3 separate regions of the Mus musculus genome follow, and all the other regions are linked to region 3. Evidence: chromatin loops called from intact Hi-C (ENCODE). Cell type or tissue: gastrocnemius. All regions are shown on one strand.

Evidence for each region. Peaks named below come from ENCODE experiments on the same cell type or tissue, not always from the same donor. Only the 100,000 strongest peaks of a DNase experiment are listed, where the experiment ranks them.
Region 1: it touches region 3 in a loop (2.6-fold over the local background); 1 of 42 quality-filtered maps calls a loop at or near these places.
Region 2: a loop joins it to region 3, with 2.1 times the contacts of the local background. A loop is called at or near these places in 1 of 42 quality-filtered maps.

Annotation. Positions count from the first base shown.
Region 1 is chr15:79,370,352-79,374,351 of GRCm38, reverse strand. The region is part of intron 3 of Tmem184b (transmembrane protein 184b); the gene reads left to right. Among named protein-coding and RNA genes, the nearest start is that of Mir1943, 2.9 kb to the left of the region's middle. In gastrocnemius, no CTCF peak of the experiment used is centred here; no DNase peak of the experiment used is centred here; H3K27ac peaks cover 1,238 bases.
Region 2 is chr15:79,682,392-79,686,391 of GRCm38, reverse strand. The region is part of intron 1 of Josd1 (Josephin domain containing 1); the gene reads left to right. Among named protein-coding and RNA genes, the nearest start is that of Josd1, 3.5 kb to the left of the region's middle. In gastrocnemius, no CTCF peak of the experiment used is centred here; a DNase peak (open chromatin) is centred at 1,576; H3K4me3 peaks cover 2,990 bases; H3K27ac peaks cover 3,785 bases.
Region 3 is chr15:79,544,342-79,548,341 of GRCm38, reverse strand. It overlaps Ddx17 (DEAD box helicase 17), which reads left to right and starts at 1,601. Exons shown (of 13, transcript NM_001040187.1): 1 at 1,601-2,147. The coding sequence starts at 2,098. In gastrocnemius, no CTCF peak of the experiment used is centred here; DNase peaks (open chromatin) are centred at 1,608 and 2,201; H3K4me3 peaks cover 3,256 bases; H3K27ac peaks cover 3,393 bases.

The sequences.
Region 1 (4,000 bases), 170 kb after region 3:
GCTTTGACCAGGCTCTCTGCACTCAGCACTGCCAGCTTTCAAGGCCACCTCTGCTGTCACCCAGGTTGCCAGTCACAATCATTCTTAGACCTGTGTTGGCTTCCCCTGTGCTGTGTGGGTCACCTGTCCCTGTTTCTCCTTCATTTGTGGTTTGTTCTCTCTGTTAGTTGGGGCTCATCTTCTACCAGGCTCCTGAGAAAGCTGCCCATGGGATGCTGGTAAGGAAGCCTGAAGTGTCTTTAGTGGATGGCTCTGTGATTGACATCTTTCGGAAGGGACTACACCTCAAGGGTGGAAATTGTTCTCTGGGTCCTGCAGGCTTCTTCTCACTGCTCCTACTGCTGCCTTTAGGGAGTCAGCTGGATTCTGACCCTGCCTAGCTGCTTGCATATTTTTTTAGGCTTTTAAGATCTTGCTTTCAACCTCAAAGTTCCAAAACCTTACTAAAGATAGAGTAGTGGTCACTGTGCCGGGGGAGGCCTTGTGGGCGTGAACCCCCGACTCAGGGCCTGAGACCTTTCCTTGTTTGTGTCTTTGATATTTTTCTTTAAGGTTAAACAATTATTTAATTGTTTAAATTTTATTGTTTAGTTAGCAACCTGGCAAGGACTGAGTTTCAGAGATACTGGGTGCCTGTCCTAGGATGCCCTGGCTCCATACAGCACCCATCTGATGAGGGCTGTGGTTCACACCGAGCTGGGATAGACCACGGGGCTGGGGTGTGAGCTGATCGCCGCGGGTTTGGTGTCTGATGGGCTTGGGATGAGCTAAGAGCCTGAGAGACTGGGGGGCCAGAGTTGGAGATGCAGCGTCCTCTGCTCCCTACCACATATTTTGTTACAAGAGTTTGTGTGGCGTTCACAGCTTACCCCAGGTTCTCCCTTATCATTAGCACGTTCTTCCCTCCCCCAGGACCAGGGCGAGTGTGCATCGCACAGCCATTACGCAGTGTGAAAACGGGGCTGCCCAGGAGGACCCAATGGTGACAAAGCGCCAGGCACCTGCCTGCCTGGGTCTTTGCAGCCAGGATTTGACTTATGCCGGGCCTGGTGAAGGAGGGGAGCGCACCCCACTTCAGAGTTCAGATTCTTGTTGTTGAGAGAGGTCTCACTGTGTAGCCCAGGCTGGCCTCAAATCCGTGATCCCTGTGCCTCAGCCTCCCTTGCACGGCTTTGCGACGTCACACCTGGCCCCAGAGTGTTCTAGATACACTGAATCTTGACACGTAGCCCCAAATGAACCATCTTTTATGACAGAGAGGCTACAGTGAATGAACGAAGAGCTTAGGACGGGAGCCAGGGAGGCAGTTCAATGGGTAAAGATGTTTGCTGGCAAGGCTGATGTCTGGAATGCCTCTGTAGGATCCATGTGATGAAAGGTGAGGCCTGACTGCTGCGAACTCTTCAGATCTACACACACACACACACACACATACACACACACACACACACACACACACACACACACGAATGTAACTTAAAAAGAGAGTCATAAGCCGGTTTGCTGCCAGTAGGACACCCTGATGGGTAACAGCACCACTGGCCACAGCTCACAAACAAGAAGTATAAGAGCTCAGTGGATCTGAGTAAAGGGAGAGAGAGGCCTGAAGGAAGAGGAGTCAGAAGCAGCCTGTGCGGTGCCGGGAAAGGATGAGGAGACACCCCAGAGGAGGGCTAGGGAGCAGCTTGGAATTGGGCACATTTACACAGGGCAGGTCCCCTGTCCACCAGGCTTGGTCCACTGTACAGCGATTGCCCACGTGCCCCTGAAAAATGGGGAGGGATGTTCTGAGGCTTGGTGAACCAAGCAGAAAGTCCTCTAGTCCACAGATGGCAGTTGTCCAAACCTATCCTCAGTTACCCGAATGCCCCAGATAGCTTGGTCTCTCCAATCAACACAGAGTTTCTGTGTAGGAGAGGCCGAGACCAGCGGAAGGTGCTCAAGTTTAACAGAGGAGAGAGCTTGGCGCAGCCAGATGCACTGGGGACCATCAGTTCTGTACAAGGTACCTACTGTGTCGTAGATGGTAGTCAGTGCTGTATATTGAAGAGTGTATAACTCCTGGCCGGGGGCACAGCTGCAGGGACACTTCCGAGCAGGTTCTTCTGAAGCCCTGAGCTGGATGTTGTAGCTTTTTGTTTGCAGGAACTATAGCTAGGACACTGAGTGGACTGTAACCTCCTGGCTAGGTAGTTACTGGCTAGAGAAGCTGCCAGTGAGCGAGGGCTAGTGGGATCACAGTCCCTGCTGGGGGGTCTGCTTCTGATACTTGGTTCTATTGACCAACTGGGGGCTCAGATCTCCCTCTCCCATGACAATGTTCACTAGAAAGTATTTTTCCAAATCAGGTGTGCTGGCACGTGCCTGTAATTCAGCATGTTTGGGAGACAGAGCCCAAAAGATCTCTGCCAGTTTGGGGCCAGCCTCAGCTCCATGATGAGCCCCTGTCCTGAAAAGCAAGAAGGGAGAAAGGTGTGTCCGTTCTGTCAAGTGAAGTCCTTGTGGGATCTGCCATGAGATGGTGAGGCACCCGTCTACTGTGTGGACAAGCCTCCAGGTTTCATTGTGACCCTCATTCTCCCTTCCTGATGGCATTCTCTTGTCTGTGACTTGACATGTGGTATCTAGAATGGAACAGAAAGTTCTAGATATCCAGCAGACCAGGGCAGGAGTAGGTGAGACCATCCCTTCCCTCTGGACTGTGGGTCCCATGATTGCTAATGTGTCCCTGGCCTAACACACGACCTGGCGTGCAGGCTGTGGTAGATATTGCCTTCGTAGAGACCAGGTCTGGAGCCACATTGAGAATGTAGCAGGATGGCAGCCTACTGCCTGAATTGCACCCATTCCTGGTCACACGTCAGCCTCCCTTTTCTGTTTCCGGCCTGTGTAGATGCATTCTTGTGTAAATGCTATTGTTGGGTCTGTTCTGTGTGAGCCTATATTTTCCTAGGAAAAGTGTTGTAGAAATTACTTTAATCCTGGCCCGGGGTTATTGACTTCCCAGATAAAAAAACACACACAGCCTTTATAGTTTTAATAAGCCTTAAGCAGCACAAGAGCTGGGCAGCTGCTTACCCTCCTCGATGTTAGAATCTACTTTGCTATCGATAATCCGAGTTACTTACTGTGTTTCGTCTGGGCTGCTCATAACTTCAATCAGCCAGCCCTCAGAACCATGTTCTTCTGGCTCATCTAACCCATGGCCACTTCTTCCTCATGCCCTCCTCTTCTCCCCCTTCACGTTCCTCCTCTGACCCCAAACCCGCAAAGCCTAAACCCCACCTATGTCTCTTCTGCCCAGCTATTGTACTGATTAACGTGTATTGTAAGTATAAAGGCTGTGTGTGTCTTTCGTCCATCCGAGAGGGATGGGTAGAAACCTCAGGAGGAGTTTAAATATTTACTACCAAAGGGAGTGGATTTTAACAGGTAGTCAGGGGACCTGATTTGATCAATCAGTCATGTCTGAGGAGGTTGTTCTCGTCTCCTTTCTCTGAGAATTGATGAATTTATTAGTGACACACTAGTGATTGTTGGCAGTGAAACAGCACTGGTTGTTCTGTGTACTTGCTAAGGTGACAGTCTTGAGCTGAGAGTGGAGCGCAGCGGGAGTGAGCCTTTCAGTCAGAGCTGGGTATGGCTGTGGTGGACCAGCAGCCCAGGCTCACACTGCACAGAAAGGGAAGGGTGTAAGCTCTGGTGGGCGACATGTCCTCCCAAGGGGAAGTGGTGTTGGGTCCTGTGGCTTCTCTGGGAGAATCCATTTCAAGAAAGGTTCCTTTTCTGTCCTGCCAGGGGGAGGTCCTGTGAGAGCCAGTGTGAGCGTAGGCCTGTGGCCTGCCCTGGCCTTTGCCATAGGTGATAATGCTGGAGAGCCAGAGGCCACATCCAGCCCCTGACCTTCATCCCTGCAGTGCTGGCTGCAGGTCCCAGGCCTTCAGCTTGTACTGGGGTAGGACTCAGCAACTCCCTGCAGGGTGCTCTGGAGTGAGCGTCA
Region 2 (4,000 bases), 140 kb before region 3:
AAGGAGTTTACAATCTAGGAGGGATACAAAATACATCCACATTCAGCCATCTGTTACCAAAGGTGGGACATGGTGGAAATCTCAAGAAAAGTATACCCACAATGCTTAGCTGTTCTGGGGCCATGTGCTGCCTGCCCATGGTGTGTCCTTCATTTGTTCTGTGTGACTTCCTCACAGTTCGTTTTACTGATAGAGAAATGAATAGAAAGGTCAAGTAATTTGTTCAGAGTAGCTTCTGAACCAGCTACGCTGCGATTAGAGCAGACTCCAGCTCTCTCCTGCTGTGTGATAACTTTAGTGGGGCTGGTGTGAAGTTCAGTGATAAGAATGCTTGCACATTACGTAGGGGGTCCTAAGTGCAGTCCCTAAAAGTGTGTCCCTAAAAGACTGTAGAACAAATATGCCACTCTACAAGTGGTCCAGGGTACAGTTTTATGCCCGTTGCTTTGCTTTCTGAAGGGCCTTGAGAGTTAGTTCTATAGTGTCTGACTGGACCCAGCAACATGACAGAAGTTCATAGCAGCTTTGACAGTGAGCCTGTCTTACCCCTCCAACTGGAAAAGACCTCAGGACAGAGAGAGCTCAAGGATGCTGTAAGTGGTATACACTGAGGTCCTCATTTGGAGCTGCACAGGAACATGCGGTACAGCTAGGATGTTTGGGGTGATTGGTATGCCTAAGTGTGGACCACTTAACTTGAAAGAACTACAGGAGTCTCTGAGAAGAGCTGTATCCTGAGTGCTCTTACAGAACTACAGTGAGAGTAATTACTTTCTAGTGCCAGTGAAAGATCAGAGGGCAGCAGGGCCGATGTGCCACTTGCTCTCTGTAAGTACAGCTCAGTCCTCAGAAGACGAAGCTCTGGGGGTAAGAAAAGGTGTCTTCCACCACCCAGTCATGTGACAGAAAGGAGAGCCCAGGCTACTTCTGAACGACTTCCCTTTGGCCAGCTGTTAATGTTCTTCTGGGTAGCTCTGAATTGTTTTCTCATCTCTAACCAGGGAGAAGGAAATGACTGGCCATGGGCACCTGAGTGTGCTCGCTGCTACTTGGTACTTAGAGCAACCTTAGCCATGGCCTGGGAAGCCCAGACAGAGTTGCTGTCGTTTGCCTAGTTTTACCCACCAGTAAATTAATGTCAGATTGTATGTAGTTAGTCACGGTCAGGTTGACAGGTTCTGACCTCTGTGAGTTTGGCTCCTGGACTGACAAGGGAGTTAATGAGACACTAACAAACCAACTCTCTGCTCCATTCTGAGGACTCCCTGTGCAGCCGCAGAGTCCTCACACCCAGCTTGGGAGGTAGGCACTATTGTTTCCTATATTCCAGATGAAGATATTAGGACGTGGAGTCTGTATTTGTTAATGTTGAGATTTCTGCCAGGCTTTATAACCTCCAGAGGGCTCCTCCTGGCTTCTTGCTGGAAAATCTCAGAGACGTAGGAACTTGAGTAGCTGCTTTTCTGGCTAGTCAGTCAGCAGGATTTGGGGTCTGGGCTTTATATGTCTGGATAATTGGGCATCTCTCAGATGTGTTTTTCCTGGGTGAATGATGCTGAATACCTGGCAGTCACCGCATGGGACCTGGCAGTCACCGCATGGGACCTGGCAGTTACCGCATGGGACCAGGGCCCTGTTGCTTTTGAAGCTTTAGCAAATTGCAGTATATTTCTGTGTTCCCTCTCAGTGCAGTACGGGTACGGGCTGACCAGTAAGAAAATTCCAAAAATGGAGTTCTATTATAGAGCATTTTTACTTGTAAAGGTTCTGTGTAGATAAGTAGGGACACTTCCCCCAAATGTATGTAAAGAACCTGGAGAAAATGGAAGAAAAGGTGAGAGGGGGAAGACCAGCCACTTGCAGTTGCCAGGTACCAGGAGGCAGAGAAGACAAGCTGAGCGGGGCACCTCAGGGCTGTACACATGACCGAGGTCCAGAGAGAGCCACAGATACTGGGACAGTCTCTTTAGAAACTGGCATTCAGAGAGTCACTGACAGAGTGACCCGCGGGTTTTAAACTGTGGCTCATGAGGGGCAGAGTTGGGAGGACGGTGTGGATAAGAGCTGTTTGTCGGGAGGAAACTCATCCTGGCAGTGGAGCTAGTTAGAGGAGGAGGAAACAAAAGCAGGATAGAATCCGAAGAGAGTTGTGGATGTGGGATGACTCATGCGCGGGAGAGAAGTGAGTTAAGAATTCAGGACTGGGCTAATGCTGATTAGCAACAACAGGCAGGGCAGGGAAGAGTCAGAAGTGACTGAGGCTGGATCCAGGGGAAAAGCGTCCTCAGAGCATATGTCTCGCCTCGTACACTGGACCACGTGTCCGTCTAAACTTTGAAAATAAAGGGCTTAGAGGTGCACTCATAGAGGATTGGATTTATGGCCTTATGCATGTTCTCGAGTGTTCTGCCACTGTAGGCCCTCAGCTTGCAGAAGTATTTACCTTACTCGTCTGGGTGTTTTGAATGTCTTTGGACCACATACATGTGTTGGGTCATCTGGAACTGGAGTTGCAGGTGGTTGTCAGCAGCCACGTGGGTTCTGGGAACCAAACCTGGGTCCTGGGCGCCAAATAGTAAACTCTAGGGATTGGAGTAGCTTATCCATGCCCTGGATGGGCACGGCTGACGCTTACCTACTCCTGTGTGTTTTATTGAGAAACATCAGGAAATTCTGATGAAAGAATTAAGGAAGAAAAAAAGTTGATTAAATCTCTCCCTTCCCTCCTTTTCTCTTTTTATTAAAATCCAAAACATTGCCATAGCAGGCCCAGTAGTAACTTTGGAGTGGACTGAGGACATAGTGGTGACCTAGGCTAGAACCCACCTTAGAGCCCCCACTTGTGTTTTTAACAGCAAACAGGAGAGGCTTGCTGTGAGCTCCAGGATGTCTGTGGAAATGGATGAGGCAGTCCTGAGCAGCACCTACTATATCCAAGAGGCTCTGCTGGAGCAGCGTGGGGCCGCAATCCCAGGCAGGCTGTTCAGTGTTGTCTTATAAGGCTGGATCCTCTCTGTGCCACCGACCAGCTGTGCGTGACTGTGCAAGTCACTGTAACCCTTGCACCTCAGCTTCCTTGTTTACAGTACCTAAAGATTGTGAAAGGATTAAATAACACCCATGAAGCAGCTAGCCTAGTTGGGCAGTCAGTTAGCCTTAAAGTCAAAGAAAGGACTTTTGTCGGGCAGGTAGCAGATCACAGGGGTAGACAATCCCGCATCTTCAAATGACCATGGGTGAATAAAAATGGGTGCAATGAAGAAACCAAAATAGCCATTTCATGGGTAAAGGAAAAGTTTATTCCAAAGTGCCTCGCTGTCTCTCAGGAAAGCAGAAATGACGGGACTTGGGGGGATTTCCGGGTCTTTAAGGGGAACAGGTACTTAGGAGGAAGGTAATCTGTAAACTGGGCTATAACAAGAACTTACTGAATAGAGCTCGAAGGAGCCTAAAAGCTAGCATAGACCTTGATATGCTAATGACACCATAGGCATATATGTTAGTGCGAGGCCCCTTTTGCCAGAGATGATAAGGTTGCTTATTTTTAGCAGATGGAAGCTAGTTTTCCAAGTCCCCAGGGGATGGGGGTGCTGGCTTTTGTCTAAATGCCAGCCTTTGGGAAAAGAGATTTCTTGGGACCAGACAACTAGCCCTGTAGAGTGGAATGGAAATTGTTGTTAGCAATTCCTATATTGATCAATTTGGGATTTCTTTGAAAGGAGATCTCGTAGTCCAGACTGGTTATGTATTGGAAGATGATCTTGAGTTTCTGCTCCTCGGGCCTCCACCTCCCAAGTTCTAGACAATAGCCCCATGTCAATATAGGTCAGCTTGGGCGTGTTTATTAGATGCCAAGGCCTGGCTGAAAGATAGTACTAAAAAGGTTTCAGGAATACTGTTTGCTTGAATGTACGCCAGATGAATTCTTCAGTAAATTAGTATTGATGATATTTGGATAAATTGGTATTATGTGTGATCCTCTGAGTCTCCCTCCGTTGTC
Region 3 (4,000 bases):
TGCCTTAGCTGCCTCTCAGTTGATTCTCTGCACTGCAGTCAAAGGGGTCCTTCTTTATGCCGCTACTTTAAACCAGACATTTTCACCTTCAAGGAAACCAAGCTCTTTAAGTAGCTTCCATCTTCTTGGACTCAGGCTTTGCATAATTGATCTTCCCCCTTGGCAGCAAGGACCTTAGTTGAGACCTCAGCTCAAATGTCATTTGATAGATGGGGGATGCCTTCTGAGAGCACCCGATGTCATCCCGTTTCCTCAACTTGTCTCTAGCCCCTTTCTTGTTTTTGTTTCTTTGGTGTTTGTTGGTTGGTTTTTGAGAGAGGGTTTCTTTGTGTCACCCTGGCTATTCTGGAACTCACTTGGTAGACCAAGCTGGCGTTTAACTCAAGAGATTCACCCACGAGTGCTGGAATTAAAGTATGGCCTTCCCTTTAGTGTTTTTTTGCTGTTGTTCTTGGAGGTGCTGGGTGTTGAATCCAGGGCTTCAGTCACGGTCAGCAAGCACTGTTCCACAGCCTCAACACCATTTTCTTTTCCAAGTCAGCAAAAGTCTAACATACACATTTGTCATCTGTCTCCTCTCCGTCTCTAGAGAATAAAGCTCTGTGCCAAGGAACGTGTTGGATCCCCAGTGTCCCAGCAACTAGCACAATGCCTGGCTCTCCATGGCCGAAGTGACAAATGAACCGTTTCTCAAGACGCCTCTTTACTCTCCTGGCTTTCCTAACCTAAGCAACACTCAGGACATGAGACAAGACTAAGCCTCCAGTCTGCCGGCCTCCATTCTCCGCGGCGGTAGAAATGAGCCTAGAGGTCTCAAGGAACCCAGCAGTTCCACAATTTAGTAAAGCAACTATGTCCAAGTTTGTGTGGCTTGGCAGTGCGCAGGGATGGCGAGCCAAAGAAAGCAATCTAGGAGTTGGGTGGCACCGGCGGCCTAGCCCAGCCTGCCCTCCCCGGATAGGGTTTGCAAATCCTAGCCTGTCAAACCCACCGCTTCTGCAGTGGGGCACCCGGGTAAGGCACCCATTTTCATGGTGGCTAAGGTCCAAGGCGCCCACCTCAGAAAGGACTCTGGGAAGGTGTGGCCTCTGCGTCAACTACGGCCAGAGGAAAAGGTGCCAACCCTTTGTTCGGAAAATAGCACCTCAGTAAGAAACGCGGGAAACACAGGGTGTCTTTTGGCCCAGCCAGGCTGTTGGCCGCTGAAAGAGAGCGACACGACGCATCCAACATGGCTGCGGCGCCAGCGCGGCGAAAAGCGACGGGAAAGAAATGGCGCCGGGCTGTGTGGCCAGCTTGGGGCACACGGCGTTGGGACGTTGGAACCAAGAAAGCGGCCTCAAGACTCTCTGGGTTCTACTGCCCAGAGACCCGGAAGTCTGACTAAGGCTACGTGGAGTGCTACCATTATGTCTGCACAAGGCCGGCCTCAAGCGCCGGGTTGAGCTCGGAATGCCGGGAAAAGTCCATTCTCGAAACAGAATGCGCTACGAAGACTGCGCTGACCCGCAATAGTGGGCGGGCCAACGACGCCAACACTGTGACGTCGTGCCGACGGCTCGCCCCACCCCCAGCCAACGTTCTAGAGCTGGCGGTGCGAGAACCCTACGCCGGTTGCGCACATTGCCTTGTTTAAGGTGGGCCGACCAGGGCCCCCATCTCCGTCACCGACGTAAAGCGGTTCCGAGAATGTCCGTGGCGTCGCGCGGAGCCCTCCAGACGCTGTTTACGTAGCGTCTGGGCCGTGCGTAGCGTTAAGTTGGAGCGGTCTCCGCGGCCGCCGCCATTTTGTGCAGTTGCTGGGAAGGAAGGGAGACGCCTCAACCGTGGCACCGCCCGGTTTGAGCGGGACCAGACCTCCCGACTGTCCTAACAACCCCGATTCTCTGAGTTGTGCTCCCGTCTCCGACGAGAGAGGCGGCGACGGTGGCGTCTGCGACGGGAGACAGCGCGTCGGAGCGAGACAGCGCCGCGCCTGCCGCCGCCCCAACAGCGGAGGCGCCGCCGCCGCCATCGGTCATCACTAGACCCGAGCCGCAGGCCCTCCCGAGCTCGGTCATCCGTGCCCCGCTCCCAGATCTTTATCCGTTTGGGACCATGCGTGGAGGCGGCTTTGGGGATCGGGATCGTGACAGGGACCGTGGAGGGTAAGGGGGAGGTGCGGGCGGGGGGCGGGGTGGCCCGCAGAGCCCTGAGGCTCGCGCCGTACAATGGCGGCGGCGCGCAGGCCTCAGGCTTGGGCGGACGTCTCTGCGGACCGCGATCCTGGCTCGGAAGTGGCAGGCCAGCCTTGTCGCCTCTCTTGGCCCGCTCGCTGATCATTTGATCCCTGCAGGCCGGCCGCAGTGTCTGTCTGGGGGAGGATCCGGATGCTCAAGTTTTAATCTAGGAAAAGCTGCTTGAGATCGTTTCTTTTCCGCTATGTTAGCCATCCCTGTTAGAGAGGGACTGGAGTCGAAAAGGCCTTTTTTTGGTTTTAAACTAGGTTTTACTCCCTTTCTGTTATATTTTTGGTTAAGTGGAATCAGATTGGAATGGGAAGTGCTGGAGTTGCTTTCCAAAAGATCCAAATTGCGGGTGACTTTTTTTTTTTTTTTTTGAAACTAACAAAGCCTGTTGAAATCAAGAGAACTCCTTGAGGTGGCACACCCTGCACTAGAGACTGAGTCAGGCTTGGAGTTCAAAGCTAGCCTGGGCTACACAGATCAGAACAAGAGAACAGTTAGCAGAGTTCAAAGTGAGGGCAGTGGTAGAAAGAAAAAAAAATCAGAATAAGCCTTGTAAAGGAATCGTAATTGTAGAAGCTTTATTCTGTCCTAGGTCATTATTCAAGATCCAAGCAGTTTGGGATTATAAGCAAGCCCAGTGGAAATAACACATAGGAGCCACATTATTATCCTTATTAGACTTAGCCTTAAAATCTCCTAAAGATTGGGTTTTGGCCATTATTACAGATTGAAAACAAAAGAAAACTGGTTATTTCTAGAAGTGTTTTAGACTTGTATCAGTTGCTTCATTTGCAAGTGGAGTAAAGTAGTCAAATGAGAAGGCCTGGCTCACTGTAGTATTGCACTGAAAAGCCAGAGGCCTTTTAAAGGTCTTGGTGGGTCTACTCAGTTGAATGTTTTTCTTTCTAGTTGTGCTGGTTTAGCAGTGGTATTAATAAGTCACCCAAATTCTGCCTACTGAATGTAGATACCCAAAGAATTCCAGTAAAATTTCTGGCCATGATCACTGCAGGGTGGGTTTGTCTCAGGGCCATGAAGCTTAGTCTAACGGTTGTCCTGGAATGTGTCCTCAGTGTCCCCAAGTTCAGAAACACGGGTGTAGGCCACCACACCAGGTTCTAACAGAAGAGGGGATTACCTTGTGGGGTTCCTGCTACCTCTCCCAATATTGGCAGGTCTTGAAATGAAATTCTTTAAAATAACTTGAAATTTCTCCAATTTTCTAGTGGTTTACAGGAAATAAGGAAATGAGATCTTGCAGAGCATGGTGGCTCATGCCTTTAATCCCAGCACTCTGGAAACAGAAAGAGAGGCCTCCAGCACAGCCAAGGCTATATAAAAGAAACCCTGTCTCGAAAAACAAAAGAAAAAAGGAAATGAGATTTTTTTTTTTTTTACAGCCCTGTACTCTCATAGATTAAGACAAAGAGGGTATATTAGGATTGTAGTTTCTAATTTCTTGTATCTTAGGTTTGGCAAGTGGCCATATCTATATTGTTTAGCTTACCTGTTTGTTGTATCTAAAAGACAAGGCTTATTTAAATCTGAGGGGGGTTTGTTTTGACACAAGTCTCATAGACCAGACTGCCCTTGAACTCTGACCTTGCCCACAGCTTTCACGTGCTAGGACTACACGTTATTCAATACCATGTCTAGCTTTGAATCTTATTTAAAAAACAAAACAAATACCCATAACCTACATTGATGGGGTTTTTGTTTTGTTTTCTCCCTGTAACTAAATAGTATTATTTGACCCTGGTGTGGTGACTCAC